Regions from separate parts of the Mus musculus genome. Here regions 2, 3 and 4 are each linked to region 1. The links are chromatin loops, found by intact Hi-C in ENCODE. Cell type or tissue: left cerebral cortex. All regions are shown on one strand. Region 1 holds the start of Nme1 (NME/NM23 nucleoside diphosphate kinase 1). Region 2 holds the start of Gm38956 (a long non-coding RNA gene). Region 3 overlaps Spag9 (sperm associated antigen 9). Region 4 overlaps Spag9 (sperm associated antigen 9).

Region 1 (8,000 bases):
GGTGGACTAGAGCATCAGCAACTAGGCACAATATGATTGGCGGAACAGTGCACCCTTTAAATTGATTGGTCTTTAGGGAATGAGGTGACAAGGACTTCCCTTGTCTGAGGTGGGCAAAGGTCCATCTTTAGGAATGTGTTCCCACCGGTAGGTCAGTTCCAGCCCTGTAGTCTGAGGAGTGTTAATTAACCTCTCCCTTCTGGAGGGGCAAGTGTTTCATGACCTTCCCAAAGTTCCTTAGCCGACCTTTCAACATGTACATTTGAGCAATTGCCATCACACTCAAGATACAGAACTAGGCCAGCAACATAATACACTTGAGCCAGCCTGATCTACTTGAGGCCGTTTCCAAACAAACCACACATACACAAAACCAACAATTAACTAACTAACTAACTAACTAACCAACCAACCAGAAGCAACAACTCATGTTTTCTGAAATAGGCTAGGCATAGTGGCTCATACCAATAGTTCTAGCACTCAAGAGACTGAGTTAGCCTGGGCACCATAGTCTCAATCCCCCAATCATTTATTCCAGGATTTCCTTAGATTACCTCTTTATGGAGACATATTTGTACCCTGTATTTATCCCTAACTCCTGGTAACCACTAATTCGTTCCCAATTTCTTGTTATTTAACAATGTTTTATACAGGCTGAAGATATATGTAGCTTAGTGGTAGCATATATACTTAGTATTTATGAGACCCTAGATCTGATCTACCACACCAAAAGAATGCCACATGAATGAAATAATACAGTATTTAATTTTTGCTATAATCTAGGTCTTTCCTTGTTTTCAGAGATGAGATTCTCACTGTTTCCTAGGCTGGCCCTGAACTCCTGACCTAGCATGATTCTTTTGCTTCAGCATCCAGAGTACCCGGGACTGCAGGTCAATTTTCCTTTTTCTCATTTTAAGATTGGGCTCAGGGTTCTGTATATGCTCTACTAATGTTCTGTATCCTCAGCCAGCAAGCAAATTTTTTTTTTCAGTCAGAATAATTTAAATTCCAATTAATAATCTAAATCCTATTTCACCTCATCAATAATATTTAGTGTTATCGAGTACCCGGGACTGCAGGTCAATTTTCCTTTTTCTCATTTTAAGATTGGGCTCAGGGTTCTGTATATGCTCTACTAATGTTCTGTATCCTCAGCCAGCAAGCGAATTTTTTTTCAGTCAGAATAATTTAAATTCTAATTAATAATCTAAATCCTATTTCACCTCATCAATAATATTTAGTGTTATCATCACTGGCCCCTCCTTTTTAAAAATTTTATTTTTCAAGATAGGGTGCTATGTAATCTAAGCGGATTTCAGATTCGTTAAGTGGCATAGGATGACCTTGAGCTCTTGATTTTCCTGCCCTTATCATACCCAGCTTTAAGGCACATTCTTGCTGTTGTAGTTCAGGCTAGCCTTACATGTTTAGCTCTCTTGATTTAGCTTCCCAAAAGCTGAAAGTGGTTGCTATAGTTTACTTTCCTATCTTTACAAGTGTACTGATAACTCATCACGGATTTAATTCATATCTCTCTAATGGCTAATGAAGTTAAACATGTGTGTGTGTGTGCGTGTGCGCACATGCATAGTCTGGAAACCCATACATAAGTAAAACTGGCCTTGAATTCAAGGTTATCTGTTCTTCAGCCCTGAAGGTTCTGGGATCATAGGTATGAGCTACCATGTCTGGTTTTTTTTTTTTTTTTCCTTTCTTCTTCTTTTTAAAAAAGAATTATTTATTTATTTTAGGGATGTGAGTACACTGTAGCTGTACAGATGGTTGTGAGCCTTCAAGTGGTTGTTGGGAATTGAATTTTTCAGACCTCTCCTCACTGCAGTAGCCCCACTCGCTCCAATCAAGTCTGCTTGCTCAGTCCGGCATAAAGATTTATTTATTATTATACATAAATACACTGTAGCTGACTCATTAGATCTCACTACAGGTGGTTGTGAGCCATAATGTGGTTGCTGGGATTTGAACTCAGGACTTTAGAAGAGCAGTCAGTGCTATTACCTGTTGGGCCATCTTGCCAGCCCCCCCCACCCCCCTTTTTCTTCTCAAATCAGTCTTTTATAGTCTAGGCAGACTTCAAACTTACTGTGTAGCTTAGGATGACCTTGAACTTTTGACCTACCTTGGATGTGCTGGGATTACAGGCCTGTGAAACTACACCCAATCTAAGTAAAGTTGGGGATTCAACCTAAGGCTCTGTGCATGCCAAGCAAACATTCTACCCACCGAGCTAGAGACAATAGCTTTTCTTTTCCTCCTCCACACCCCCTGCATATTCTGCCTGTGAAAAGTCTATTCTTGTCTTTTGCCCATTTTATAATTAGACTATGTGTGTTTGACTCTTTTTTGTTTGTTTGTTTTGCTTTGTTTTGCTTGAGATAAGCTTTTGCTAAGTTGTGCTGACTAGCCTGTAATTCACTATATAGATCAGGCTTGTCTTGAAATCACAGAGCTCTTTAACCTGCCTGTTTTTTTGAGAGACATATTCTCTCTATGTCATCCTGGTGGCCTCTAAGTCTTGATGATCCTGCTTCAGCCTTCCCAGTGCTGTGAATTCATCAGGCAAGGCCCTTCTCATTTGACCAACACCCCAGTCCCTCCATTTCATTAAAAACAAAAGACAAAAAACAAAACAAAAAAAGCAAGCAAGCAAACAAACACATCATCTGGGCTGGCAAGCTGGTCCAGTGGCTATGAAGCACACACTGTCCTTGCAGAGGACCCAAGTTCCGTTCCTAGCACTCACATCAGATCACTCGCAACTGTTTGTAACTCCACCGCCATTGGAACTGACCACTTCATACACTGACATACGCGTGTACATGTAAATAAATAATAAGAGGCTGGAGAGATGGCTCAATGATGAAGAGCACTGTCTACTCTTCCAGAGGTCCTGAGTTTAATCCCCAGCAGTCACGTAGTGGCTCACAATCATCTATAATGGGATCTGATGCCTTTTTCTGGCCTGCAGGTATACATGCAGATAGAGCACTCATACATAAAATAAATACATCTTAATAAGCAAACAAATAAATAATGCCGGATGTGGTTATGCCTTTAATCCCAGAACTCGGGAGGCAGACTAAGAGGGAGTCTCTGCGAGGTCATGGCCAGCCTGATCTACACAGTGAGTTCCAGAAAAGTCAGAGTTACATAATGAGACCCTACATACAATAATAACAACAATAATAAAACCCTCCTCCCGCGTTTCCTACCATCAGGTATTCACTATAATTCTTGGCTCTCAGGTAATAACGGGCTTTCTCCCTTCATGTAGGTCCTTTTGATTATCACTTCTGCAGAGATTTCTCAGCCTTAATTTTTTCCCCCTGCTCTGTTCTTTCTTATCAGCACTTGCACTGTGTGTTCACTATCAATTTTCTCTTTATTGTCGCAATTCTCAACCCTACTAGTAAGCTCCCAAGTAAACTTCAACCCTAGGCTCTAGAATGTTCCTACCCGGCACATAGGATTCAGTACATTTGTTGCTTGACAGAATGAAGGGAAGGTGGAATGACACGGCCACTGAAGCTCTAGTTGTGACTTCATGCAGTGTGAGCGCCACCTGTCGGGAAAAACTAGATTTTCTCGGGAACGGAGGAAGTGAGTCACAGGCAGCCGTAGGGGAGAAACAGAAGATGGCCGCCAGACAGGGGGGGTAAAAAAATCCAAAACACCACACCCAGTGTCGGAAGTTAAACACTGGGCGAGTGCTCCCTAGAATGACATCCGACTCCCCAGAAGAAGCGGGGACCGGCGGTGTACCGCTAAAAGGGCTCCCCTGAATCGGAACTGTCCGAAAAGGTTCCGTGCGAGCAGCTGCGGGGAACCACGTGAGGCCGGGGAGCGTTTCCGGTGCGGGCAGTCGCAGCCGGCGGTAAAGCCTTGTCATCTGAAGGGGTAAGAGGGGTCAAGTTGAGAGTCAAGGAGACAAGTTGAGGGTTTAGGTGAATGGGGAGGGAGGTGGGCGTTCACTAAAGGGTGCACTCTCCGCGGGGTGTTAGGGAGATGGCAGGCAGGGAGATGGCAGGCTGTGGCCAGGTACAGACCTGTCAGCTTGATACGCCACGTGGGCTCGCCTTTGTCCGTGGCCGCAGTTCCTGTCCGGCTCGCGGCAGGGCTATGCCTTATTCTCTTTCCAGTCCGCTGTTGGGCACAGAGTTGGTACTCGGGTGGTGCTTGCTGAATGAATGAATGACACTCTCTGTGTGTGTGAATGTGAGTGAAGAGAGAAAGAAAGAGAGATCGGTATGCAGAGGCTTTCATAGAGGATGTTTCAGCCATTTCTGAATAATCTTTCCTTCAGACATTCTCCAGCTAGTCTGTGGCTTCTGTCTTTCTCTTTATGGGGGGCGCGATTGCCACTTAAGGCCTGCTCTTTGCTCCTATTGACTGCGAGACCCCGTGGTTTGGTATCAAAGATAGGTGGACTGGCTTACAGACCGGGCAGGCGAGAGGGACAGGAAGTCAGGAACAAAAATGATCATGCAAAGGTTCATGCATGCCCTAGCTCACATGTGAACCCCAGAAGGTAATTTTGTGGAGCGGGTTCGTGGGACCCAACACATGCTTGTAGTACAACTCAAGGTCTGCTAGGCCGTCTAGCTGGCTCAGGCCTCATTCTTAGGGTATAAAATTAGAGGTGAACCCAAGTTTAGAAAGACAGAGCCAGGAGCCGGTGTTGCTGTCCTCTTAGGTATCGTCTTTCAAGGTGGAGTCTCCTTTCATCTTGTGAGGCAGTGTACCCTGGAAATGGAACATTCTGGAATGGATGTTCTCCAGGTGTCTTCTTCCTGGATGATGCCCCATGTTAGGTATTGGGCTGTGGTTTTTCTCATAATCCACAGTTCATTGGTTAGTTACAATACTCATTGCCCTTTCCCCATAATATGTAATTTAATAAATGTTAATTGCTAGTCTTACATAATGGACTTTCAAGTTTTTATCTTTTTATTCTCTGACAATTTTCTACATGTATGTGATATATTTAGTCATTTCACCCTCTCCCCTTACACTCTCTCATCTAGCCTGAATTCTTCCAACAAGTTCTCTCCTACTTTCATGTCTTATATTTTTTCTCTCTGTGTGTGTGTTTGTGTGTGTTTGAATGAGTTTAATTGGAGTTGCTTGCTTGATGGATAGAGGAGTTATTTGCTGTGGCATGGACAGTTTACCCATGGCTACATCAGTGAAGAGTGCCCCCCCCCCCTTAATTGCCAATAATTGCCAATAGCTCCCAAGGCAGGGATAAGGCCTTGGGCCTTCTGAGTCCCTCCCCAATCTATGATAGAACATAGTCATTGTTTGTTTGCTTTCCCATTTTCTTCTTTTCTTTTTTCCTTTTCTTTCTTTCTTGCTTTTCTTTCTTTCTTCCTTCTTTTCTTTTTTTATGCTTTGCTTTGCTTTTTGAGTCAGGCTCTTATGTTGCCCAGGCTGGTCTGATTTTTTTTTTTTTTCCCTTTTGCCTTAGCCTTCCTAGGGATATAATTACTGGCATGTATCCTCAGGCTTGGCTTTTCTCATTGCATCCTGAGAAGTGTCCCAAATTGCACAGGGCTGGGAAATCTCATTCTTTGTAAAAACCAAAGATGGTTGTCGTGACATATTCTCTAAAACTTTTTTTTTTTTTTTCGTTTTTGGTTTTTCGAGACAGGGTTTCTCTGGAACTCATTTTGTAGACCAGGCTGGCCTCGAACTCAGAAATCTGCCTGCCTCTGCCTCCCGAGTGCTGGGATTAAAGGTGTGCACCACCACGCTCGGCTCTAAAACTCTTGCTGGCTTTAATGTCTGAGGTCAGACCGTCTTGTTCCAGATGTTGCTTTCCCTAGGAAAACCACACCAGTGCAACATCCCCTAATCTGTTTTACTGAAAAAGGTGCTGTCTTTTTGGTGTGTGTATGTCTTAGTTTACATCTCTTTCCTTAGCTCCATCCCAGTAGACGCTCAATAGGAGGTTACTAAATCAATGGAATAAACATTTCAGTTCCTGTTTTTGAGCCCTCCCCCACTTCAGGATATTAATTTGTGGGTGAATGAGCTGGGCAGGGATTGGGATTTTACTGGAGAGATTTGGGGTAGACATAGTAGATGAAAGCCAGCTTTATGGGGGTAATCCGCTTGAAAAGGATCATGATGAGCGAATCTCTTCAGCCCTGTTTCATTTCCCTGCTTGCTTATCCACAGGACCATGGCCAACAGTGAGCGCACCTTCATTGCCATCAAGCCTGATGGGGTCCAGCGGGGGCTGGTGGGCGAGATCATCAAGCGGTTCGAGCAGAAGGGGTTCCGCCTTGTTGGTCTGAAGTTTCTGCAGGTGAGTGGACCTCTGCCTGTGTTGAGTCTTTGGAGCATAGCGGAGCATTGCACAGTAACTTCTGTGCTTGTCTTGTCTCCTGTCTAGACGTCTCCATGGTAGGCTATCTTGGAGCCTGAAACCCTCTCAGTGACTAAGCTTGCTGGCTGAATCTTAGAACAAACCAAGTCATTTAGAGCTTTCAAAAATAGCAAGCTCTCTTTCCCCGCCCCAGCCTGAAGTCCCTCGTATTACTGCAGGGCTGTAATTTCTGACTCAGCTCTGGGTGTTTTAGAGCTCTTGGTCTTTAGCCTCCTAAGAAGATAATTTTAGAGACCATCCTTCTAACTCCCACACTCCACCCTCGAAGTAGGTTGTCAGGAAGAAAGTCTTTGCTTTACTGATTATTATCTGATAGTGCCTAACGTGACTCAGGCATGGTACATTGGGCTTTGGGGGAGAAATCTGCAGTGTTGCTTGTGGGGTGCTTCTCTTCTGACAGAGCAGAGAAGGGAAACAATTCTAACAGTCCTAGGAAATCCTACACATACGTATTTGCCACAACTGGTGTGGAACTCTTCGGATCCTTCCTGGTCATCCCAGGTGCTTCGAGGCCGTGCATACCACCCACTCAGACAGCAGTATCCCAGTAAACGCCAAAGACCGACTGACCAAGAGCCCTTCTTCAGACAAACCTAGGAAAGGTCAATTCTAATTCCCAATGCAAATGTATCAGGGGATAATATTTTTTTTTTCCCATTAAAGCAATAAGATTTTGGTTCCTTGAACATTTTAAATTTGATTTGCAATATTGAGTTGTTGTTCTTGTTGTTATTATTATTATTAGTAGTATTATCATTTTCCTGTTGTTTTTATGTATAGTCCTGGCTAGCTAGGAATCTGCTCTGTAGACCAGGCTGGCCACAAGCTCAAAGTGCTGCCTCTGTCTCTGCCTCCAGAGTGTCAGGATTATAGGGTATACCACCGTGCCTGGATGCAGTGTTGGTTTATTTATTTATTTATTTTTTTACAAATTTGTATTTAGGGGCCGCAGAGATGGCTCAGCAGTTAAGAGTATTGGTGTACTTCCAGAAGTCCTGAGTTCAATTCCCAGCACCCATATAGTGGTTTATGACTGTCTATAAAGGGATCTGATGCCCTCTTCTGGTTTACAGTTGTACATACAGCAGAACACTCATACAAACATTTTAAAGAACTTTAAAAATTGTATTAATGTGTATGTATGTGTGCCTATCTGTTGTAATGTGCACCATGTATGTATAGGGCATGTGATCAGAAAATGGTACCAGAACCCCAGGAACTTGGGTTATAAGTTGTGAGACAGCTGATAGGGGTGGGGGGAACCATACTTAGGACCTCTGCAAGAGCAGCCCCCCTGAGCCATCTCTCCAGCCACCTGTTTCCTTATATGATTTTTTTAGTATAAGGAGTAGACTGTTGTTAATGCTAAGGGAGAACATGGTGGAATAATGAGAGCCAGATGTGGGCTTGCATAGTGAATTAGGTCCTGGAGGTACAGTGAAGTGATGTAGCCATTCATCAAGCACTGTAGTCTATGGTGAGTAGTGAGTACCTGTTTTCTTCTCCACCTCTCATGACAGCTCCGAGAGCTACTCATTCCTGTCCTCACAGTTGCTAGGAGGAAAGCGAGGCTTAAGGAGGTCAGATA
Region 2 (8,000 bases), 310 kb before region 1:
GACCTGAGCATGGGTATGGAAATGTACTTTGGCCTGCCAGGGTGTGGTGAGCCATAAACAAGCACCCCGAATCACCCCACCTGTTGAAACAGGCTCAGTGGGGTGGGGGCTGCAGCTGAGGGCAACCTCCACTCATCCCATACTGTTCTCACAGCTCATTTGTTCCCTGTGCATGTGTGCACGCAGTCACCCAGCAGTACTCACTGCGCTTCTATTAATGGCCCCGCCGGCCTGATGATTTGAGATTCACCTTTCCTGTTTTCCCTGTCTCTCATCTCCCCGTTGGTGTCTTGTCTAACTCATGCTAAGACAGCATGGGTTTAACTAGAGAGGGTTATGCTGATTTTCCTCAGCCAGGAAAGCCAGTTCTCCTTCATAGCTTCGATTTTCTGACATTTTTTCCTTAACCATTATTGCTTTTTAAAGTTTTTTTATGTGGTCTATGGGCAGGTAAGATGCATCACCAAAGACACCCCCAAGCTTTACAACCTGGGTTCCTGAACCCAGCCAAGGCTGAAGGGAGAGAACCGGCTCCACCAAATCACCCCCATCTTCATATGTGCACTCCCAGCCTCAGCAGCGCACAGTGTGGCTGCCCTTTGTCCACACTGATTTTTCAAAGGATGTTTGTACCAATTAACCTTGGGAAGCAGAAAATGTTCTACTGACCCCTCCCCCAGCCAAGGACAGATTGTATAGTGTAGGGTGTATAACATAATAAAGACAGTGTTTCCAGTGGCAAACACCATACTACTTGTGCAGAGGTTTTATATGTGTGTGTGTGTGTGTGTGTGTGTGTGTGTGTGTGTGTGTGTGCACGCGCGCATGCGCACCACTGAGCCCCAAAGGCCTTTTCAGTGAGTCCAAGGCCAACATAGTTTCCCACCTGATAAACAGTACAAGAAGGGGAGGGGTGAGAAACCTGGCTGCTTCAGAAAATACTAGCTCATTGGGATTTGGATGAGAAGTCTTCCCACAAAAGGCCCATTGTTCCAGCTGGTGGTGCCATTGAGAGGTTATGGGCCTATCATAAGAGTGATAACTAGGAGGTGAGCCTAGTTGGAGGAAGGGGGTCACTGAGGTGAGGTTGGGGCGGGGTCACTTCTTTCATCTGCACTTCTGGGCTGCCATGAGGACAGCTTTGCTTTTCCAGTGCCCCTCTGCGTGGTGGTACCGTATGAACATGAACTGTGACCTCTGAAACCAGAAGCCAAAAGGAATCTTTCCTCAGTTGTATCATCCATCTTTCATCTTGGGTATCTTGTCACCATGACAACAAGGAAAGATAAAGGAAAACCAAAAACCTGGCTCTTGGGATACGAGACTGAAACAACTAAATAGTATCTGAGTATTCTCCAGCCTTCACAAAAACCATAGACTCACTAAAGGAAAACCTATACAGGCTGATCAAATTCCCTCCAAGGGGGAACAGCTCAGCCCTAGTAGAGAATTGTAGGCTTTTTTAATGGGCTGCACCAGAGTATTCCAGGGTGTGGCTCTGATGTACTCTGCCAGATTCCTCATTGAAGCTCACATTTCCAGACCCTTGTCTACCCAAACACCCATGTCGATCTCTACAGGGAAATTCTTAGGCACAAGATGGCTGGGCTGAAGGACGAGTGCACTGGTCCCCAAGCTGACAGAACATCTTGGAGGTTGTTTCTGTGTCTTGTTTCCTTTTCTCCTGTCTTGTTCTGTTTGAGAGTGTTTTTACTTGTCTTTCTTTCCATGCATTTAAAATGGTCCCATCCTTGCCGGGTAGTGGTGATGCACGCCTTTAATCCTAGCACTTGGGAGGCAGAGGCAAGCAGTTTTCTCAGTTCAAGGACAGCCAGGGCTATACAGAGAAACCCTGTCTCGAAACAAAATAAAATAAAATAAAATAAAATAAAAATCCCATCTGATTCCACTCCCCCAACCCCACCCTGAGGACTGAAGAGATGCATCGCTCAGTGGTTAAGAACACTTGCTGCACAATTTTGGGGACCAGAGTTTAAACTCCAGCATCCATATAACAAGATAGGCACTCGGCATGCTTGTAACCCCAGCTCTGAGGACGACAGACACAGGTGGGTTGCTGAGGCTCGCTGGCATCCCTCCGAGCTAGGAAAAAAATGAGCCCCAGGTTCAGGAAGAGATCCTGCCTCAAAGGACTCCACAGAGGCTACAAAGGGGGGCAGGAAGACACTCACGCCCTCTCTTATCTCCATACATGTGCACAGAAGCATGCACATTTTAAGCAGTATTTCTATTTTGACTATGTGTATGTGTGCATGCCTATGTGTGAGTGTGGGCAGGTGATTACAGTGTCCACAGAGGCCAAAGGCATTGGGTCCCTTGGAGCTACAGCGGTTGTGAGCCACTCTGATGGTTCTGGGGCTCAAACTTGGGTCCTCTGCAAGAGCACCACATGCCTTAACCACTGAGCCATCTGTCCAGCTTCACAATTTTTTTAAAAAAATCAAACAATTCTTAACCAGATGTGGCACACCCAGGAGAGGCAGAGGTAGGTAGATCTCTGTGAGTTAGGGCCAGTCTGATATACATGGTCAGTTCTAGGACAGCCAGAGCTCTTTCAACAACAACAACCTGGCAAAGGCAACTTAAGGAAGGAAAGGGCTTATTTCACTCATGAGTTGAAGATGATGTCCATTATGGTAGAGAAGACATGGTGGGAGCAGAAAGCAGCCAGTCACACTGCGTCCACAATCAGGAAGCAGAGATGAACGCCCATGTTCAGTGTTCTTTCTCCTGTTTAGTCACTCTGGGATCTCCGCTTACATGTAGGGTGGGTCTCCACACCTTAGTTTAGCCTGGTCTAGAAACCTCCTCACGGGCATGCTCAGAAATTTGTCCCCTTAATAATTCTAGATCCTGGTAAACTGACAGTGCTAACCAATGCACTTAACAATTGTAAATTTGTGAGAAAAGAACACATTTCATTATAGGATAAAAATCCTGGGAGCAGCAAATTACAAATACTCAATTTTTAAATAAATAGAAATGATTTTCTTTCTAAAATTTAATTATGTAGTATATAAAAGATAGATGCTGCCCTCTTCCCCCGCCCCCCCCCCCAAGTACTCATGGTTAAATGGAGGCAGGAGGATTAGAAGTGTAAGGTCATCCTTGGTTACATAGTGAGTTTGGGCTACATGAGAGTCAGTCTTTAAAAAGGGGGTCTGGAGAGATGGCTCAGCAGTTAAAGGACACTGCTGCTCTTCCAGAGGTCCTGCTTTCTGTTCCTAGCACCTACATGGTGGCTCACAAAGGCCTGTAACTCCACTTCCAAGGGCTCTGATGCCCTCTTCTGGCTTCCAAAGGCTCCTGTATGCTTTCACATGTTGTATAAGGACAAGCGCGGGCACACACACACTACACACTATACACACACACACATACATACACATATACACACACACACACACATGAAAGAGAGAGAAGAGAAAGAAGAAAGAAAGAAAGAAAGAAAGAGAGAGAGAGAGAGAGGGAGGGAGGGAGGGAGGGAGGGAGGGAGAAAGGAAGAAAGAAAGAAAGAAAGAAAGAAAGAAAGAAAGAAAGAAAGAAAGAAAGAAAGAAAGAAAGAAAGAAAGAAAGAAAGAAAGAAAGAAAGAAAGAAAGAAAGGTGTTTGGAGGGTTTCCTCCATACTTCACCATGGCCCTCAGAGGGAAGCCGAGTACCTGGACCCCTGGAGGAATGCCTCCAGCCGGCACAGTGACACTGTGGGTGTCTTTACAGACATTCTGCTTGCAATAGTTTGAAACTGCAGTCTCCAGAGAGACCTTAGTCCTCTGCTGGCCTCCAACATGAGTGGCTGAACTGTGCATATGCCGTCTCTTTTAATTCTAGCCTCCAAGTAAGTGTGAAGGAGTATGTCGTTTTCGTTTCGACTGTGGAGGTCAGAGGACAGCTTTCCGGAATCCTTTCTCATGTTCTACCCTGACTCAGGTTCGGATTCAGGACACCAGGTTTGAGCAGCAGTTATCACTACCTGATGAGTCCCTCATCTTTCACTTTTGCATCTTATTTCCACGTGGGCAGTCAACACTTAGTGAAGATCTGTTTCCCTTCTATCTTCCCAGAATGCCCTTCCCCAGACCCGGATCCTCTAGAATAGTCACAGAGCTGAGTTGGGTTTTAACCCCATACAACATGAGCGCTCCTCTCTCCTCGCTGAGCTCTGAGTACCAGCTGAACTAGGTACTCCGACGCAACGCATGCGCAGGGAAGTGCCACGCTGTTATTTCTCTCACATCCACGAGGGGTCGCACAACGCCTTCCAGAGTTCGCCCCAAGAACCTGCGCCTTAGTAAATCCCTTCCCTCCGGAACCTCCCATCTCTCCCAACACCACCTTCGGGTTTAAAGTTCCAGAGCTGTATTCCTGGTTGTCCCAGAAACCTATCCGTGCAGCCGCTTGGCGTGATTTAACTGAGCTATGGGAAGCATGCAGTCTGACTCCTTCATTCAGTACCCTATACTGTGCTTTCCTCGTCAGCAAAATGATAATCCCCACTGCGCTGAGCGCTATCCAAGAGAGTGGGGAGCCTCATCTCATTTTGAGCATGGTGTCCAGCACATTCCAGGAGCCCGGTATACCCCAGGTGCCTACTGAAAAAGTCATTTTACCTAGATGTCAAACTCTCCCTGTAAAACTCACCATGTCCTCCTTGGCTTTTGTCTTCGTGGGCACCAGGGGCAGCAAGGTTTCCTGAGTGAGATCTCTATAATGGAGGCAGACTTCAGGCCCTCAAGTCAGACGTGTGAGTGTTTTTACTTTCTGTCCATGGAAATTTTCACCTCCATCTCCTTTTCCCATGTTGCATGGCGTGAAAGCATTCTTTTCTGGAAAAATTCAAGGTTGCCTTGGCGAATTCTAAGTGTCCCTCCTCCTTCTCCTTCCAGTTGGAGCCATGGAGATAGCTTCTGGTTTTGGATGCTAATTTGTTTTAGTGGACATCTACAAAGACGGCCTCTGGCCTCACTCAGCATCTTTTGCAAATGTCTATATATTTCAGATACATCGTTGCCAATGTCTACCGTTGCTGGGTACATCCAAGGAGTCTATGGTCCATCCAGACCTCAGACTGATTGACCCTCAGCGTCTTCTGACCCCAGAACCTTGTCTCAGCCTCTTGAGGAGGAAATGGAGGACTGGGCTATCTCGGTCCCTCTCTTTCCAGACAAACCATATAGTCCACCATGTCCAGTTTATGTGGAGATACGTGTAGGGTGTTCTGGGAATGTTGGTATCTCTGTCCCCTAACTTCTGTGGCACCCAGATGCTGAAGCTGGGGTGAGGCAGGAGAATGCCTCCCATGGTTGGGGTTTTGCTGAGGCAAGGCTCTGAACTCCAATGTTCAGCAGTCAAGCTCCCACAGCACAGCCTTGATAAACTAAGGCATTATGATACATCACAGGCTAGGATGATACACCAAGAAAGAAGCCTGGCTGACAATTCCAACACTAGCCTGTCACACCTTTTACCCTGTTTTTTGGTACTCTGGTACAGGCTGACTCATCTTCTCCAGGACCGCAGGGTTTGTTTGTGCTCCTGGTAACTTGAAGGGTGGAGACAGGGCTCTTGGATGTGGTTTCTAAGAGGTGAGGTGGGGTAGAAGGTAGACAAAGACGAGCTACTGGTTGTACACAGCAGAAAACCAGGCTGGCTAATTCTGCCCAGTGAGAATTTTCTGGAAGGGTGACTGAGCAGTCCACAGAATCACCAGGTAAACTAAGAAGACCCATCTCTTAAATTGTCCAGGAACCCATAAGACTGCAGTAGAACCACAGGAAAGGACTCTAGAGGACCGTCCTGCTGCCCCCAGGGTCAAGTTGCCCCTGGATGCTGTTGCTGGGGACATGATGAATGGCATCTCTGATGGCCCTGGCTTCTCAGGGGGCCCAGGTTCAGTGCCCACGAACTCTGTAGGGATGTTGTGAGGGATCTTTGGCCTGTAGGGGGTTCCCATTCTGGATTAGCCCCACCTCCACCATGGTGTGTAGCTGCTAAGCAACCAAAACCAACAAACACCAACCTCTGTAATTTCCCTGAATTTGCCATTGCCAAGAGGCAGTCTCCAACCTGCCTCCCGTAGGCAGCTGGCTACTCAGAGTACCGCTTGCAGATGTGGGTCAGAGACCTCACGAAGCTCGGTGAAGCCGCCCAGACAAGTTGAGTGCTTCTAGAGAATTCCTACGCCAGCCTTCTCTCCATGGCTAGGGCCATTGAACTCTGTCTCAGGCATGGTTTAAATCTTTATGTAGATTACATTGGGTCTTATATCTGTTTTGTTTTGTTTGTTTGTTTATATGTGTGTACGTGTGCGCGTGCACACAAATGCCAATGCTGACACACATGTACAGCCCAGAGGAATACACCAGTGGCTTGTTTGATTGCTCTCTTCTTATTTCTGGGAATCTACCTGTCCCCACCATTAGAGCACAGCCATGCCCAGCCGGGGGGCCTGGGGATCCAGGCTCAGGTCCTTGTACTCTCATCTCTCTGGCCCCTGAGAATTAATTTTAAAGTTTGACAGCAATGACTAGGATTAGACAGGTAAGCTGTAACAGGAAATAAGAAGTATTGAATGTCTTGGGAGAGAAAGGGGGAATGCGATTGAAGGACCTGAATGGGGAGCTATGTGACCGGCGGGTAGAATCCTCTGAGTGACTCAGAACTCCTGTCCCTGACTCAGCCCACCTTAGGAGCAATGACCTCACACTGCAATCTGTGTCCTCTTCCTGTCCCACTTCACTGATCTCCCCATTTCCTCGGCCCCTCAGTTAGTGTGTCCTTGGGGCTCAAGGCAATATGAAGTCTCATGCTACACTGCTCAGTCTTGCCTACACAGCCTAGCTCCCAGGTCTCCTGGATCTGGAGCCTGCAGACTCAACTTGGCTACCTTTCCCTGGGCCACAGTCATGCTGGTCCTTGCCCCCACCCCCAACCCCCACCCCACACACACCTGCCGGTGAGGCCTGTGCACTGGCTGGTCCACACTGTGAATGGACTTCTGCATCCCCGCTGCAGGCATGCCCAGGCATGTTCTTGCGGTGAGGCAGAGAGCTGATAAGGCCTCAGCTTATCTCCCTGAACTCTGTGAATGTTTCCCTGGCCAAAGAAAACCCATGGCTGAGGCCAGAGTCCATATTGGGAGACAGCAGAAATTGGTGGTATACTCTGAGACAGGGGGATTGGAGAACGTGAGACCTGCCATGAAGGCCCGTGCTCCGAGTCCTTTGTGCCCAGTAGATCTGCCTCTGCCAGTGTCTCTGTCTGTTGGATGCCCTCTCATTTTTGCCCTGTTAAGCGTGTATGCCAGGCTTGCCTTGTGCCAGGCCCAGTTCTAGTCCCTGGAGTATGCCAGCACACAGTAGGATTTGTGCGTGCAGCACTTACAATTTAGAGATAATGACACCTCATAAACAGGAAAACCAACACTGGGCAGGGCTACCAAAAAAAATGATCCGAAGAAGGTGCTGTTCCTTCTTCGATGAGGTAGGCAGGAAAGGGCTTGCTGGCGTGTTTGAACTGAGAGCTCATGAAAAAGAGGGAGCCAAGCCCACCGGTGGGAAAGAAAGTTCCAGGTCAGGACAGTGCAAAGAACCAAAGTCTTGGAACAGTAGCCTGTGTATGCGAAACACATGGCTACATGGCTAGACCAGAGTCAATGAGAGATAGACAGTGTGCATGTTCGCATGCATATTGTAGCATCTGGTGAGGACTCTGGACTCTATTCCACGTGTAAGAATAGTTGTCTGAAGCAGTCGATAGGGCAGGGAGAAGCAACCTGAGTTTGTCAGGAGGTTCCTGTCTGCACAAGAAAAATGGGTCAGGGAGGGGAGAAGGAGAGCAGGGGCCCAGTTAGGAAATGTTGCCACCTCGGAGGTAAAGCTGGTAATAGTGGTGGCCCAGGAGGTAGCCACGCTCAGGAGTCACTTTGACTCTGTGACCCTGGTGTTTGCCAGTGCTGGGGAGGACAGGAGACAGGAAGGGG
Region 3 (8,000 bases), 120 kb before region 1:
TATATCCTCTTTTGATTTTTTTTTAAATTTAGTTTTAATTCTTTTAGTTTTATGTGTTTCGAGTGCTTTGCCTGCATGGATGTCTGTATTCCATGTGCATGCCTAGTGCCGTCAGAGGCCAGAAGAGCGTGCTCTCCTTCCAATATATACGTCCGAAGAATGGATCTCAGTTTATCAAGGATGGCAGCACTTTTACCTGCTGAGCCAGCTCACTAGTCCTTAAGTGCAATTTTCATAAGAAACACTGGCTACAAGTTATTCATTCATTCATTCATTCACTCACTCATTTTGGGGCAGAGTCTCACTCTGTGGCCCAGGATGACCTAAAAATTATAATCCTCCTGCCTCAGCTTTCATTGGTTTAAAATTACATTGCTAAGCTCTATGGGCAATTTACTTAAAAGCATCCATCTATACTATAGAAAGCCATCCTTCTTTTTTCTTCTTCCCATTTCTATCCATAACTCCAACACACAAAATGGTCCCCTTTGTTCTGAAGACAGAGTTTATGTGTACAGCTGATGCTAGCCTTGAACTGTCTATACAGACAAGGCTGGCAAGGAACTAGTGATGATTCTCCTGTCTCAGCACTGAGTACAGGATTAACATAAGCTACTGTGCCTGGCTGCAGTCTCTTACAAGTTCCTGAGGAGTTAGTAAGAGTGACACAGCATACTTACTCCTCACTGAGGAAATCAAATGCCTTGGACTTGTCCCCAGGGAGCTGAGATAAAGTGCTGCTCCTTTTCTTCACGGAGGGAGTCACGTGAGAGGTGGGGGCGTTGTACTTCAGGTTAACAGGGGGTTCAGGCTTCTTTGTTGCATTACTTGAAGAGCTAAAAAGTCGGCTGAAACTAACAAAATAAAAGAGGCAAACAAAACCCACAGATATGTCTATTATTACATGCATTGTGAAAACCAAGCCCCAATTTTCCATAAATTTTTATAATCAAGAAAATTTCAAAACTTTACAAGGCAGTGAGTTAGACATTAGCAAAACCAGCTTTATGGTTATACTATCGCCTTAGCAGTCAGTCACAACCAAACTTGGACACTCGGGGGAATAGCTACCGCTTAGAATGCTAGATATAAGCAAGTTCCATAATGAAAGAGATGCTCTTGCGTACTGAAAGCTCCTACAAACAAGTACAATACGAAGGCTCCTTGGCTAGCTAGGTCCTATGTGGGACAAAGTCACAGTGGTCAGTGAGCAGCAGGGGGATGACCGTGATAACAGCCAAAGCTTAGTGTGCAGCGCATACAAAGGTCTGCTACACTGAGAACACACATCACCAAGTTAACTCATAGCATGAATTTTCTAAGCTCAACTTAAGGAACTATTTTCATGTCCACAGTTTTAAAACATTTATGCTTCCAGTAAACAGATTAATCTTAAAAGGATAAGTTTTAACTTCAATAAACACACAGTACTTCTGGTACAAAGTCAGGTTTAACACATACAAGACAACTAACCAAACAGTACAAATACTACACTTTTCCTCATCCCTTTGGTGAGGATTCCTGAGACTGTCAATTTTAGAACCATTTCCCCCATGGTTTTATGTACACCAGCAGAAGAGTCCAGCCACTGCATAACCAACACAGTGCAGCTTACGACAGCCTACTTTGGGTCCTGCAGCACAGCCTTACCGAGTTGGCATGCTGTATATTAAAGAGAAGAACTTCAGTTTAGCTATCTCCTCCCCACTGGGAAAGGTCAGGGTAACGCTCTTGTCTGACCCCGGCCCTCACTCACAATTGCCAGATGCTTGACCTTTTCTTTTCTTGCATAGCTGGGTTCTCTCGTGAGGCCCTAAACAAACAAACAAACAAACATATTATTAGATAGGTGTTCTAAGAAACTCATGAAATGTAAGAGAGTGAACCAACTTAACTCATATTAACTCACTTAAGCAAGTGACCTTTCATGAGAAAGTCTGCTAAGTCAAACCTTGCTTAGATAGAGTGCTAGACCTTCTTAAACGAGAAGCTAAGACTCTTGTTAGAGCATTCCCATGTTAGACAAATAGCCAATAAGTCTCAGGGTTGCTATTTAAGACTTATCCCCTTTCTTGTTATAGTTGTTATTAAGAAACAAGGAGTTACTCTGCTGTTCTGACTAGCCCTGAACTCTTGGTCTCAAGAACGCCTCTTGCCTTCATCTTTCAAGTGGCTAGACTACAAGAGTAGGGCTCTGAGGAACAACACTGGCACTCAGGCCGAGTGTAACAGCACATAACTCTAATCCCAGCACTCTGGGACTGAGGTGGAAGGATTGCAAGTCTGGAGCCAGTTTGGAATAAGACCTCTCAAAGAACAAAACAACAATCAAAGCAAAGCAAAGCAAAGCTCTAGCTCCCTCTTTAAAATACTGCTTTATAAATTCCTGTTCTTACTTTAAGGTTTCTTTTATCTGTACTCTAAACTTTCACAAAACAGCTTGGAACTACACTGCTCTGGTAGGCCACTTAATAAGCAAGTGGGGCTAAAAATGATGTGTGTGCTGGGCGTGGTGGCGCACACCTCTAATTCCAGCACTTGGGAGGCAAAAGCAGGAGGATTTCTGAGTTCGAGGCCAGCCTGGTCTACAGAGTGAGTTCCAGGACAGCCAGGGTTACACAGAGAAACCCTGTTTTGAAAAACAAAAAACAAAACAACAACAAAAAAATGATGTGTGTATGAGAAGGTAAGGGTTGGAGGTTGGGTTTACAAACTTAAAAACAATGTATAAACTTGATGTGATAATCCAAACTCAAGAATATGAGTAAATCAATGGAAAGTCAGTTGACAAACTTTTCTTTTTTTCTGTTTTGCAAGGGATAAACTATTTTTTATTGAATATTTTCTTTTTTTATGAAAACCTTCTTTTATTGGATATTTTATTTACATTTCAAATGTTATCCCTTTTCCCGCCCCGCCCCCCCCCCACCTCCTATCCCATTCCCCAGCTTCCTGCTTCTATGAGAGTGTTTCCCTACCCACCCACCCACTCCCACTTCTCTGCCATCGAATTCTCCTACACTTGGGCATCAAGCCGTCACAGGACCATGGGCCTCTCCTCTCACTGATGCCCGACAAGGCCATTCTCTGTTATATGTGCAGCTGGAGCCATGGGTCCCTCCATGTGTACTCCTTGGTTAGTGGTTTAGTCCCTGGGAGCTCTGTGGGGGGTCTGGTTGGTTGACATTGTTGTCCTTCCTATGGGGTTGCAAACCCCTTCAGCTCCTTCAGTCCTTTCTCTAGCTCCATTGGGGACCCCATGCTCAGCCCAATGGTTGGCTGAGAGCATTCACCTCTATATTTTTCAGGCTCTGGCAGAGCCTCTCAGGAGACAACTATATGAGGTACAAAGTTACAGAATTTATAACTGAGGAATATCGAATGGCCAAGAAGCATCTAAAGAAATGTTCAACATCCTTAGTCATCAGGGAAATGCAAATCAAAACAACCCTGAGATTCTACCTCACACCAGTCAGAATGTCTAAGATCAAAAACTCAGGTGACAGCAGATGCTGGCAAGAATATAGAGAAAGAGGAACATTCCTCCATTGTTGGTGAGATTGCAAGCTGGTACAACCACTCTGGAAATCAGTTTGGAGGTTCCAAACTGGATATAATACTACCTGAGGACCCAGCTATACCACTCCTGGGCATATACCCAAAAGATTCTCCAACATATAACAAGGACACATGCTCCACTGTGTTTGTAGCAGCCTTATTTATAATAGCCAGAAGCTGGAAAGAATCCAGATGTCCCTCAACAGAGGAATGGATACAGAAAATGTGGTACATTTACACAATGGAGTACTACTCAGCTATTAAAAACAATGACCTCATGAAATTCTTAGGCAAATGTATGAAACTAGAAAATATCATCCTGAGTGAAGTAACCCAATCACAAAAAACACACATGGTATGCACTCACTGATAAGTGGATATTAGCCCAAAAGCTTGGAATAACCAAGATACAATTCACAGACCACATGAAACTCAAAAAGAAGAGAGACCAAAGTGTGGGTGCTTCGGTCCTTCTAAGAAAGGGGAACAAAATACTCATGGAAGCAAATACGGAGACAAAGTGTAGAGCAGGGACTGAAGGAAAGGCCAACCAGAGTCTGCCCCATATATTGTCACCAAACCCAGACAAACTTTTCTATAGCTGTTTCTGAATTCAAGGAGGGAACACTTACTAAGACCATGATCACTAGATGGCAGCACTGAGATTTAAGAGCCAATAAAGGACAACTATGTGTCCTCTCAAAAGTAGAGTTTAAAAAGGAAGTCAAGCTGGGTGTGGTGGTGCACACCTTTAATCCCAGCACTTGGGAGGCAGAGGCAGGTGGATTTCTGAGTTCCAGGCCAGCCTGGTCTGCAAAGTGAGTTCCAGGACAGCCAGGGCTATACAGAGAAACCCTGTCTCGAAAAACAAAACAAAACAAAACAAAAAAAAACAACAACAACAAAAAAAAAAGGAAGTCAGCTTGATTGCAAAGAGTGATTGCTCGAGGCTCACAGTATGGAGAGTGAATAGCAGGAGGCTGGATCTGACTGTACTGCATTGTATGCACACACTGGCACTTAACTCCATGAGTATGAACCATTAAAACATAGTAATGATAAAAACACAGATTTGATTGACTGAAAGATGCCAAAGGAAAATATATTTTACATGAAGAGAAAGAAGGGTGCAGTCAAATAAGTATGTTTAATAGGAAGATACTATATATATTTTCATATACTGCATGTGAAATTGACATTGAGAAAGAATATTATTTCCTTTTTTTTTTTTTGGAAAAATGACCATTATTCCTAAGTAACAACAATTATCTCTTACAAGTTATGAGATTATCCTCCAAGGCCCAGTACTATCTCAGACACCTAAGGCTGTGGGACATCCCCGATCTTGTTCTATTATTAATCTAAATGTCAACTGAGGTTTCTCCTAGTGAACCCTCAGGCAGGGTTTGGCTGGCAGTGAAGAACACATGCATCTAAGGAAACAGCAGGAAGCAACAGAGCACTTCTCATACAGACCGGATCATCTCCGTCCATCGAACAGCTTCTTGAAGCTCCATCAGCCTCTCTTTGTACTGGTTTCTCTCCATGAGAACTCGGGCCATTTCTACTCTGGTAAACCTCTTCCTCTGGGCTGTGGGAATGTCACTCTATAACAAGAGGATAGCACATCACTCTGGGAAGTTACATGTGATTTGGTGTTAAGACTCACACTTAAACCAAATCTGAAGTTTTTAAGCATTTCTTATTTCTAACTCAATGACTTTAAAAGAATTAAGACAGAATTATTGCTAGAGAATAGGATATGAACATGGAAGATAGACAGAAATAAGTCTCCAAAAAGCATGCCCAAGTTAACTTCCTTCTCCTGCTGATTTCTCAGCTTTCTTCTGGGGAAGCAGGTAGGTTTAATAATAGGGTTTTGCTTTGTTCAGAGAAGCATGTATATTTTAGATCATCACTGAAATCATGGAACAGTGAGACAGAAGCTTTGCTCAAACCTTAGCAGTTTTCCTACTTTGTCCTCCTGCCTCAGAATTTAGCCCACCTCTTCAAACAAAAGTCATCCACAAATAACAAAAGACTTGAATTCTACTGGGTGGTGGGTGGTAGTGGGTATTGTACAGGCCTTTAATACCTGGGCTAGGGAGGCAGAAGCCTGGTCTATAGAGCTAATTGTAAGATAACCAAGGCTTCAAAGAAATCCTGTCTCAAAAAGCAAAAAAGTAAACAACAACAACAAAAGGTCTGAATTCTGCAACGCAGTAATACCCCCTATGAGTAGGCACAAAAAACAAAACAAAACAAACAAACAAAAACCAAACTCCAAAAATCCACAAGTCTCCATTCCAGGCTTGTACTATAATGTTCTGTGTTTCGTTGTTAAGACAGAAACCTAAGTACAAGTTGAAGTAGAAACCACAGGACAATGTTACTTGCTGGTCTGCTCTCTTGCCCATGCTTGGTAAGCTTTCTTATGGTGCCCAGAATCGTCTGCATAGGGATGGTACTGCCCATAATAGGCTTGGCTCTCCTTTATCAACTGGCAATTAAGACAATCCCTCAGTCATGTCACAGACCACTGAAGACAATCACTCAAGTGAGACTCTTTTTTTTGAGGTGACTGTAGTCTGAGAAAAGGGTGACAGTTCATGATAATTAGAACAATGTGTACATATTTACATGATGAAATTATTTTTTTACTTAAATAAACGATAACGGATCATGACTTCCTCTGGGGTGGAGAATATATTTGGCAATATTCTATGTTTTTTAAAAATTACATTTACATGTATTATTTATTTTGTCTATGTGTTTTGTGTGTGATACATATTTATTATTTTTTTAAATATTTATTTTATTTTATTTTATGCATATGAGTACACTGTAGCTGAACAGATGGTTGTGAGCCATCATGTGGTTGATGGTCCTGAACTCAGGACCTCTGCTCACTCTAGTCTCGCTTGCCCCGGCCCAAAGATTTATTTATTATATGTAAGTACACTGTAGCTGTCTTTAGACACACCTTTAGAGGGCATCAGATCTCATTACAGAGGGTTGTGAGCCATCATGTGGTTGCTGGGATTTGAACTCAGGTCCTTCGGAAGAGCAGTCAGTGCTCTTAACCGCTGAGCCATCTCTCCAGCCCGTGATACATATTTATGTATGTATGTGTCTGGATGCATGCATTCTGAAACACACACATGGAGGACAGAAGACAACTTGTGGGAGTGTGTTCTCTCTTTCTACTATGTGGTCCTGGGGATTGAACTCAGGTCATCAAGCTTGGTAATAAGTACCTTTCCATGCTGGGCCATCTTGCAAGCCCATCTAAATAATTTAATTGTTTTATTAATTAAGGATCAGGCACATATGTGACACACAAACAGGCAGACAAAACCCATAAAATTAATTAATTAATTTGTGTGTGTGCAGAAGAACTTGGGAGGCAGAAGCAGGCGGATTTCTGAGTTTGAAGCCAGCCTGGTCTACAGAGTGAGTTCCAGGACAACCAGGGCTATACAGAGAAACCCTGTCTCAAAAAACAAACAAACAAAAAACCAAAAAAAACCAAAAACAAAACAAAAAAAATTAGAAATAATAGCATGCTAACACAGGTCAGAGTACTGAACCACTGAGAAAAAGTGAGCATGTAACACTAGAAAATACAGCATGTGGATACCATATGGAAACATGGGCCAGCTTAGTCATGACCCAGAAACATGTCTTCTTTTAAAGGCATGCATCTATCTATCTATCTATCTATCTATCTATCTATCTATCTATCTATCTATCTATCTATCTATCTTTTACTTTATTTCTAAAATAAGTATTAGTAAGGTAATCCCAAAATATCAAAAAGCTATAAGAAAAACAGTCCCCAATCATAAACTTACATCATCATCGTCTTTTGCTTTTTGCCTTGCATCTTCAGCTTCTGCACGAGCTCTAGTAGGGAAAAAAAAATAAAAACAAAATAATATTATTACAACTGAACTCATCTCCAAAAATAATGAAAGAATAGGTAAATTGTTTTATTTGCCACTAAAAGATTACTTTTCTTTTGCCCAAAGGGTAGCAGACTGCTGCCTTCAACTTGGAAACCTGTTATCACTTCTTGAGAGGCTGAAGACTGAGGGCAGGTGTTCAAAGCCATCCTCTGCTACACTCTGAATTACAAGCCAGTCTGTGTTGTGTAAGACTATCTCAGGAACAGAAAGCAACAACAAAAGCAAGCTACATGGAGGAAAATAATACATTTTTTTTAAAAAAATGGAAGATTTAAGGGTTGTTGTTTGTTTTTTAAAGATTTGTTTATATTTGTGTGTGAGCATGTCAGTGTGCACCAGGCAGTTGTGAGATGACGAATGTGGATGTCAGAGACTGACCTTAGGTCCTCTGGAAGAGTAGCAAGTGCTCTTAGACCCTGAGCACCCTCTCCAGTCCTTACGAGGTTTTTTGTTTTTGTTTTAAGATTTACCTTA
Region 4 (8,000 bases), 76 kb before region 1:
ATGAGAACGTGGTTGACTTAATTCTTGAAATTTCCATTGCTCTGATCCTGGGGTCTCGCCTCCTTTCTGAGTGTCAGGTGTAAGCAATCCATCTCCAGCAGGTAGAGGGAAAATCCCTAATGATATAGGACGTTCTTTTCTATTTGAAGAGGGGAGAAAAAAATGAAACATTCTCATTAGTTTTTTATTTGTCGTGATTTTAAGCCTGGGCTGTGGATAGAAAAATCCCAGCTCTTTGGAAGATGAGGCAAGGGGATAACAAGGTCAGGGTCTCCCCTGGCTGTAGAAAGCTTATTCTCAATCTGCAATCAGCTCTCCTACATAATCCTATACGCACACCTAAATAAGTATATACCAAAGAGAAAAAACAGCCTCAAAGCTTTACATTGGCTCCACAAGTTAAGAAAAGTGTGGAAAAACTGTTTAGACACTGTTTTCACCTGCCAAGTTTGGAGCTGTTCATAGGTGAGGTCTCAGAACTTAGCCTAGCCTGACCCTGAACTGGAGATCCTCTGCCTTAGCCCGCTGTATGTTGAGAGTACAGGCATGCATTACCACAGCTGCCTCTGCCAAGAACTTGATGGTGGTCTGGTGTGGTAAACATGGAGAAGAGCTGCTGAGTGTTAGCCATGGAGGTTAGTGGTCATAAGGAACAGGCAAAGGCCTCCCCAGTCCCTGTTCCTAGTTTTCCACTTCCTCAAGCTACAGTGTTTTTACAGTAGGCCTTTTCTGCCTAGAGGAAAATGAATATACTCTTTGAAACAGGGATACTATTCAACAGTAAAAATCCAAAACATTTTTATTTAAGTTCTGGTTTTCTACAAATCATATTACAGTAGTTCTTTTAGGCAGAGTGCAGATGAGAAAACTTCTGTTAGGAAAAAAGAGCAGCTCTTTTCCAAGTCTTTCTTTACTGGGAGTGATGGAGTCCTAGCACGTAGGAGATAGACAGGAGGAGGAGTTCAAGGTCATCCTTGTACACAAAGCACAATAGAGCCCAGCCTGTTTACATTAGAGCCTGTCTCCAAAACATTACAAAGAAGGTGGAGGGATGACTCAGTGGATAAAGGCAATTGGCACCAAGCCTGACACCTGCGTTCAGTCTCTAGGACCCTCATGGCAGAAGGAGAGAACCAGCTCCTACAGGCTGTCTTCTGACCTCCACATTCATACTCCAATAAGTAGTAAATAAATCTAAATCTGAAACAAGTAAACACTAGTCAGCTATTTCACAAGTCAGTGACAAAGAGTTTTATTTTTCCTAATAGAGAGTATACTGCACATTACACGTTTCTATTTCCAGGCAATAGAACTTGTTTCTTCTTGAGACTTATTAGCTTTTACTTTAAACTACATCATTTCTGCTTCTTTGTTCTTAAACTGCAATCCTCTTTTTTTCTCATTAAATGATAGCCAAGTGTTTTGGTTTCCTTTAGTTAACAGAATGAAAAGTTGCTAGCCTGCTGTCTATTCCCAATTTTGAAAAACTTACTTTGGGAACAGAAATTCCCAAACTACTATCTGACTTTTATCTAACAAGCCTTCATGCCTTAAGGGAGAAGCAAGTAGGAATTTAATCAGAGTCTATCTAATATAAAGCTAGGAAGATAGCGCAGATTTCCTGAGATACAAGCCCATCACTGGCACCATCTTCCCACATAAACTCCTTTCCACACATATGGAGTGCGCAGTCTTCTTTAAACCCAAGCTTCCTTTCCTATTCCATCTATACGCCCAACTCTCTATTTTGCTTTTATCACTTTTTTGAGAAAAACAGATCTCTAGGAGGGGGTCAAATATGCTTGGAGTTTCTCTGCTCCAGATCTAGAAAATTAGCATCACCATGTGCTTCTTCCTCTGCGGACTGACCAATTAGATAGCTGATGGGGGCAAGAGATGCAGTTACATAAGTCTGACAATATTCTACTCTCAAAACAAAGTTCGTGAAAGGCAAACACTAGTCTTGAGCTTTGTTGTCATGCATGTTTGATGCTGTTTGTATTATATGCTTCAATAAAAATCACAGAAAAGTTAACCAAAAAAAAAAAAAAAAAAAAGGAGAACCTGTAGAAAAATACCAAGTGGCAGATTTCAGTCCCTACACTGAAGCACCTGCTCTCGCTGTCCAGCCACTGACTCCCTAACAGAAGCAAGGCTGACAAGTGTCTGAATCTTGTTATAGTCTCTAGCTAGTAGCTTCAGTTGTATATATTGATTTTTAGTTGGTTATTTAAATACCAGCTTATGTGTACTAATGATTTTTGAAAATATGTATTTCAGATAGCCTTTTGGCTATACCTGAAAGAACTGAGCCAGATAAACTGATGTGCTTTATCTGGTCTAACCAACCAGGAAACAGGACTGCTTTTCCAGATTTTACAATAGGGAAGATGATGTTCTAAGGCTTTATATATTAGTAACCAGCAGGACTAAGATTAAAAGTCACTTCTACTAAAAATGTGAGGTACACAAATGACTTACTTATATAATGGATCATATATTTTGCAACTGTAATGAAGTGCAAAAAATAGCTCGCTTGATTTTTTAAAATCAGTCACTGAGGTAAAATACCTTAAGAGAAGGAACCTAAGAGATTAAACAAATCACCAAAGGCTGCATATATGGGACAAGGTAACTCCAAAGTCTTAGTTACTGTATGGCAATACTTCTCCAGCATAGCCTAAGCCAGCCCTTAATATTAGTCATATTAATATTATACATATTTTTAAGCCTACAAGTTTTAGTTTCCTTATATCCTAAATATACATAGATTTGTATACAACTCTTTCAGGTACTAACATATACAAAATAGTCAGACTGTTTCTCAATTTTATACATCAGGAAAGAACCCAGCAGAGAACTGTATGTAATTCCAGCACTGAGAAGGAGACTTCCTGTGGGGTTCAAGGTTAGCTTAGGCTACATGACTTGTTTGAAAAAACAAATATAATTAGGAAAGAAAATAAATGATCAAGTACCTAGTTTTAGACTATACGAGAAAACTAATTTCTGAGTGTTAAAAATTAAACATGAGCTGGCCTATGAATAAAAAGAATCACATGAAAGAAAGGAGCTACTTCCATTCTTCTTGCCTAAATCAGAATTACCATTAAAACATATTTTATCATCACTTAGATACTAATTAGTTATAGTCTATGAATCTTAATTTCAAGTCATGTACAAAAGAGAAATCTGAGCAGATCAGATTCTTTGAGTTTATGAGTTAGAAGACAAGACAGCAAATCCCTAGGCATTGGAAAGTGGTTCACACTGGCTGCACGCAGAGAACAGCAGCTAAGCATGCAGCCTGGTGACCACCCCCACAAGCAGGAATGGGCATTTGTCACCCAGGAGTACAAAGAAAAGAAAGGGCACCGTCTGACCAAACAATAGTGAATAGGCTTTGTGAAGCTTTCACAACTTTGATGTGCAAATAACGGAGGGGAAGGCATTCTAGTCTTGTCTTAAGATTTTCGATTTTTTTTTTTTTTTTTAGTTTAAAATATATTTTATAGTAGCAGGAAAATATCAGTTTCCATAGCTGTTACTCAAACTATAAAACTGACATCAAACCTTACATTAGGCAAAGGATAACTCAAAGAAAAATAAATAAATAAATAAACCTACATTCTGTGGCCAACCATTTGCAATACAAAGCATAAAAGCCATTTGTCCCTCGATACTCGGAAGCTAAATCCAGAGCTCTATACAGACTTCGACCTGGTACTGGGCTCTTGTGCTTCCTTACTCTTCAGCATTGTGACCACGCTGACCTTATATTTGTACAACAGAGAATCCTTTTTTTTTTTTGGTCTGTGATTTCCAAACACAAAACATAGTTCCATTTAGGAACCTACAAATTAATAGACATCCTAGCTCGAGGCCGTTTTCCATTGTTTGAATCTGCAGCAGAAATGGTTACAAAGCAGACTCATGGTCCTAAGAATTATAAAAAACAAACAAACAAACAAACAAAAAAACCCCAGTGAAGCAGGAGCTTCCGAGAGAGTGGACAGAGTACCTGAGTATCCTTGGTAGGTTCTGCGTCAGCGCTGGCACCCCGGTAGAAATAGAAAAGTGCACAAGCAGCAAAACAGAGAGAGATACTAAGATCGCAGAATTAATGACCACCGCCCCGCCAACAAAGCCAAACACAAACAGCAGCATGCATCCAGGATTCATGGCGCTGTGCTGGCATGGTGAAATGTCCGAACCAGGAGGCCTACACAGGGGCCAAAAGGGTATCTTTGTAGTGAGGATCTGTCATTCAGCTGCTGCCACAAAAACAATGCCAGCAGCAGCAGCTTTCCACTCCATCCTGCAGCGGCTCCCAAGCGATGACGTCATTCCGCTCCCCCCACCTCATAACCATAGAGCTGCAGCTCCTAGCATTTATGCAGCAACCCAGAAGAGAGCCAGCCTATTAACTACGTTCCTCGCCACTAAGAGTCTTGGCTTAGCCCATTGGCTACAATACCTAGCGATCTACATAATTTATTCACACTCCTACATCAAACAGATGGCTGGCTAACCCTTTTAAACATGCCTCTGTGCAACAAAAAGGACCAATTATATGGGAGAAATGAAACATTTCAGCATACCCACAAACTGGAAAATTTCAAACCTACTCTGAATGCCCATCAAGTATCAAGAAAATAATTAAAACCCTGCACTATGTTGCTTATAATTTATAAAGCTCATAATTTAACTTTTTAAATGGTATTTCTATTTTTGCAAACTATTCTTTTCCTTTCCTGTACAGATTTTGGGGAAGCAGACTAAATATTGTTCTCAGATGGAAAAACAGGAAAAATAGAAACAAAAAGACGGATTATTGATTCCACATTTTCTTAGGCAAAAGTGTATATAACAAAGCTTACCTAATTCTACTATGAGCTGTAGCCTCTAGTTGATCACTCCCTGAGAGCTGATGAAGTTTGGTTCTTTCTAAGTGTTCCATATAATTATGGATCATCTATTTTAAGGAAGAAAAAATAGAAAATTTAAGACTATCACCTAAAATAAAACAAAGAATTATAACAATGGAAACATTTTGACACAACTTTCTTACAAGATTATTATTTCATGTAAAGAAATAAATCCTAAGGATGAAAGACTTGTGGTAGCAAAGAAATAGCAAATGCTCACAGTTAAGACACATCAGTAAATGTAGCTAATATCTATCTTCCTTTGTATTGCATAGCAATTTTGTAAAATATGTGATATTATTAAATGAAAAATATTGGTATAAATACAAATTAGTATATAGACTTTGGTAGGAGGTTCTAAGAGACTGCTGATTAACAATAATAGCATTTGAGAAACCTGTGAACTTAAGTGGAAAACAACAAAATTAATGCTAAACTTGAGAAAAATTCTGTATATTCATCTTTCCATACTAATAGTAATTACCAGAATAAAAATAAATTTCAATTGAAAGATAGTATTTCTAATTTTTTTCTGTAGATTTATAGTTGAAAGAATTTCAAACTACTTTCTCCTGTGCTAATTTACTAAAATCAATATTTAATATAATCAGCTATAATAATAACAAATTAATAGAAATAAAAATTAAAATGAGAAAATAAAAATTAGAAATGTCTTTGATTCTGAGTCCTAGATAAGGATCATATGCTGGAAAAGCTGACTATGATGGGAGCTTCATCTTTAGGGCTCTTGTGCGTGGTAAAGGAAAAGTTACAAGTTGTACTCTGACCTTGACATATAACACACACACACACAGAAAGAGAAGGGGGTTGTTAAAAATAATCTTTAAAAAACATTAGTTCAAATCTAGGTGACGTCCATGGGAACTCACACCTGGCCTCCACACACACACACCACACAAATAAAAATAAAACTTAAAAAAAAAAAATAAGCAGGGCATGGTGGCACACACCTTTAATCCCAGCACTCGGGAGGCAGTGGCAGGAGGATTCCTGAGTTCAAGGCCAGCCTGGTCTACAAAGTGAGTTCCAGGACAGCCAGGGCTACACAAAGAAAACCAAAAAAAAAAAAAAAAAAAAAAAAAAAAAAAAAAAAAGGCTAGTCAAAAGTCAAAATGAGAACTGTTAACAGTAAAGAGAAATGAATACAGAATCACAAGGATATTTACAAGTTTTATTTAAATGTCTATTTTCTCTTCCATACTAATTTAAGAATTTTGCATTAAAAAGATTTTGGTTGTGTCAGCAAATCAGGAATAATGAGCTGCTTTCTTCTTGTATCAAGAAAATAATAAACTGAGACTAATACAGCAAAACGAATGCTGGACCTAACATATGCAAATACAGATGTCAGAAAGGCCTTAGAAAGCATTAGCTGAGTTCTCACATCCATAGAGTAATCAAATAGAGGTGATTTGTTCAAATGGAAGAGTGTTAAAAAGGAAACCTCCTTCAGATTGCCTTTATAAGTAATTCATTAATAAGCAAAATGTATAGATAGAACCAATTTTACATCCAAATAGATTCTCTATTATTTTAAATGCTTATTTAAAATTCAGAAAAAAACTATATTTGAGACCTTCAAAGGACTGATTACAGAGATAATATCCTGGCATTCCAAAATAGTCTAATATGAAAACACAGACCACACTACAGTAGCCCTTACTAGGACTGAGGAACAGGAAAAACAGCAGCTATCATACTGAATGCCAACCACTTTAACAGAAATATTCTTTATTTAACCCTCACTATATCACAATTTTACAGATAATCCCCAGGTACAGGAGAAAATAACTTGCCTGAGTAAAATAGCTAACAATAAAATGTTTTCCATCATTAGCTTTAAAGCTGGGACTCAAATCTGATTGATGCAGCAGCTACTTGAGTAGTTAAATGCTGTAGGACCCAGGCAGGATGCATCTGGCCTTTTAGTTAACTCTCCAGGCAAGCAATGAACTCATTGTCCTTTCTTCCTCACACCCACAAGAAAATCCCACACCCTAAGGCATTTCCTGATATATTTAAAATAACAAGCTATATATCACAAACAGAATAAAAAATACATTGCACGTAAAAATTTTTAAATAATTCACATTATCCTTATGATTTTAAAAATGGGGGGAGTGATGGAGGGAGGGGAAAGACCAACATTCAGATAGAGAAAAGATGTGAGAGTAGACCAGGGCCTATTTTATACGAGGTTCTACCAAGTCTACTAGTTTTAGTCCTCCTCCATCTCAGATAAGCTACTAATTCCCCAGTAAGCAAATTAATTCACGTAGCTAGAAGTAAATTCTGTAAGAGCTGGACTCATCAAGGATTCAACTGTATTGTCTGAAAAACTGTTGTTTAGGACAGGCACAGACTGCCCTTGGTTGAGTTGTCTTCACAGCAAAGACCAACTCCGCACTGACAAAACCAAAAAGCAAAACAACTGGACTGGAGCACAGACTCTGTAGTCACCTTGAATCTTTCTACATACAGTTCTCAAAACTATTGTCTTAAAACCAGTGAGATTTCATGAGAAAAACATCTCAGAAAAACATCTAGAGCATTCAGCACTTGGCATTGGTGGTAAGAATGAGTAGTTTAAAGGTCCATCCTCACCTACAAAGCAAGTTTGAGTCCAGCCTGAACTATATGACATCCTGTTTCAAACAATGGCAAAGATAACTCAGTAGTTAAGAGTGCTGGAGGCTCTTCCAGAAGACCTGGTTTAATTCCCAGCACTCACAAGGCACTCTCAGTTCCAGGGGATCTGACACCATTTTCTAGCCTCCATGGACACTAGATATACAAATGGTATACAGAAATACATGCAGACAAAAATGCCCATACACACACCACATATCACAGGTACATACACACACGGCATAGAAAAAAACCCTAAAATCATAGAATCAGAAAGACCAGATTTAACAAGAAGTTACTAAACTGGCATAGGATTTTGGGTACATCACCCTAGAATATCGTTCTAAAAATTTCAAAGTGTACAATAGGGAGAAATGATAAGTTGGCCTAAGAAAACACTAAGAATGTGCTTAAACCGTCTCA

The links. A loop is a pair of places that touch in the nucleus more often than their neighbours do. Peaks named below come from ENCODE experiments on the same cell type or tissue, not always from the same donor. Only the 100,000 strongest peaks of a DNase experiment are listed, where the experiment ranks them.
Region 2: a loop joins it to region 1, with 2.1 times the contacts of the local background. A loop is called at or near these places in 3 of 42 quality-filtered maps.
Region 3: it touches region 1 in a loop (6-fold over the local background); 29 of 42 quality-filtered maps call a loop at or near these places.
Region 4: it touches region 1 in a loop (2.4-fold over the local background); 5 of 42 quality-filtered maps call a loop at or near these places.

What each region holds. Positions count from the first base shown.
Region 1 is chr11:93,964,139-93,972,138 of GRCm38, reverse strand. It overlaps Nme1 (NME/NM23 nucleoside diphosphate kinase 1), which reads left to right and starts at 3,867. Exons shown (of 5, transcript NM_008704.3): 1 at 3,867-3,918; 2 at 6,202-6,331. The coding sequence starts at 6,206. Gm35198 (a long non-coding RNA gene) reads right to left here and starts at 3,634. Exons shown (of 3, transcript XR_388959.3): 1 at 3,478-3,634. In left cerebral cortex, CTCF peaks have their summits at 3,582 and 7,494 (motif pointing left); DNase peaks (open chromatin) are centred at 3,677, 4,578 and 6,527; H3K4me3 peaks cover 1,820 bases; H3K27ac peaks cover 2,691 bases.
Region 2 is chr11:94,273,448-94,281,447 of GRCm38, reverse strand. Gm38956 (a long non-coding RNA gene) reads left to right here and starts at 3,571. Exons shown (of 3, transcript XR_880146.1): 1 at 3,571-4,604; 2 at 4,697-4,763. In left cerebral cortex, a CTCF peak has its summit at 4,255; a DNase peak (open chromatin) is centred at 4,279; H3K4me3 peaks cover 928 bases; H3K27ac peaks cover 345 bases.
Region 3 is chr11:94,083,412-94,091,411 of GRCm38, reverse strand. It overlaps Spag9 (sperm associated antigen 9), which reads right to left. Exons shown (of 29, transcript NM_027569.3): 11 at 7,413-7,464; 12 at 5,035-5,165; 13 at 1,757-1,813; 14 at 681-854. Among named protein-coding and RNA genes, the nearest start is that of Gm38951, 13 kb to the right of the region's middle. In left cerebral cortex, a CTCF peak has its summit at 4,196 (motif pointing right); a DNase peak (open chromatin) is centred at 4,209.
Region 4 is chr11:94,040,547-94,048,546 of GRCm38, reverse strand. Spag9 (sperm associated antigen 9) reads right to left here. Exons shown (of 29, transcript NM_027569.3): 4 at 4,881-4,975; 5 at 1-139. Among named protein-coding and RNA genes, the nearest start is that of Gm38951, 30 kb to the left of the region's middle. In left cerebral cortex, a CTCF peak has its summit at 2,097; DNase peaks (open chromatin) are centred at 1,745, 1,836, 3,309 and 4,390; H3K4me3 peaks cover 3,887 bases; H3K27ac peaks cover 3,028 bases.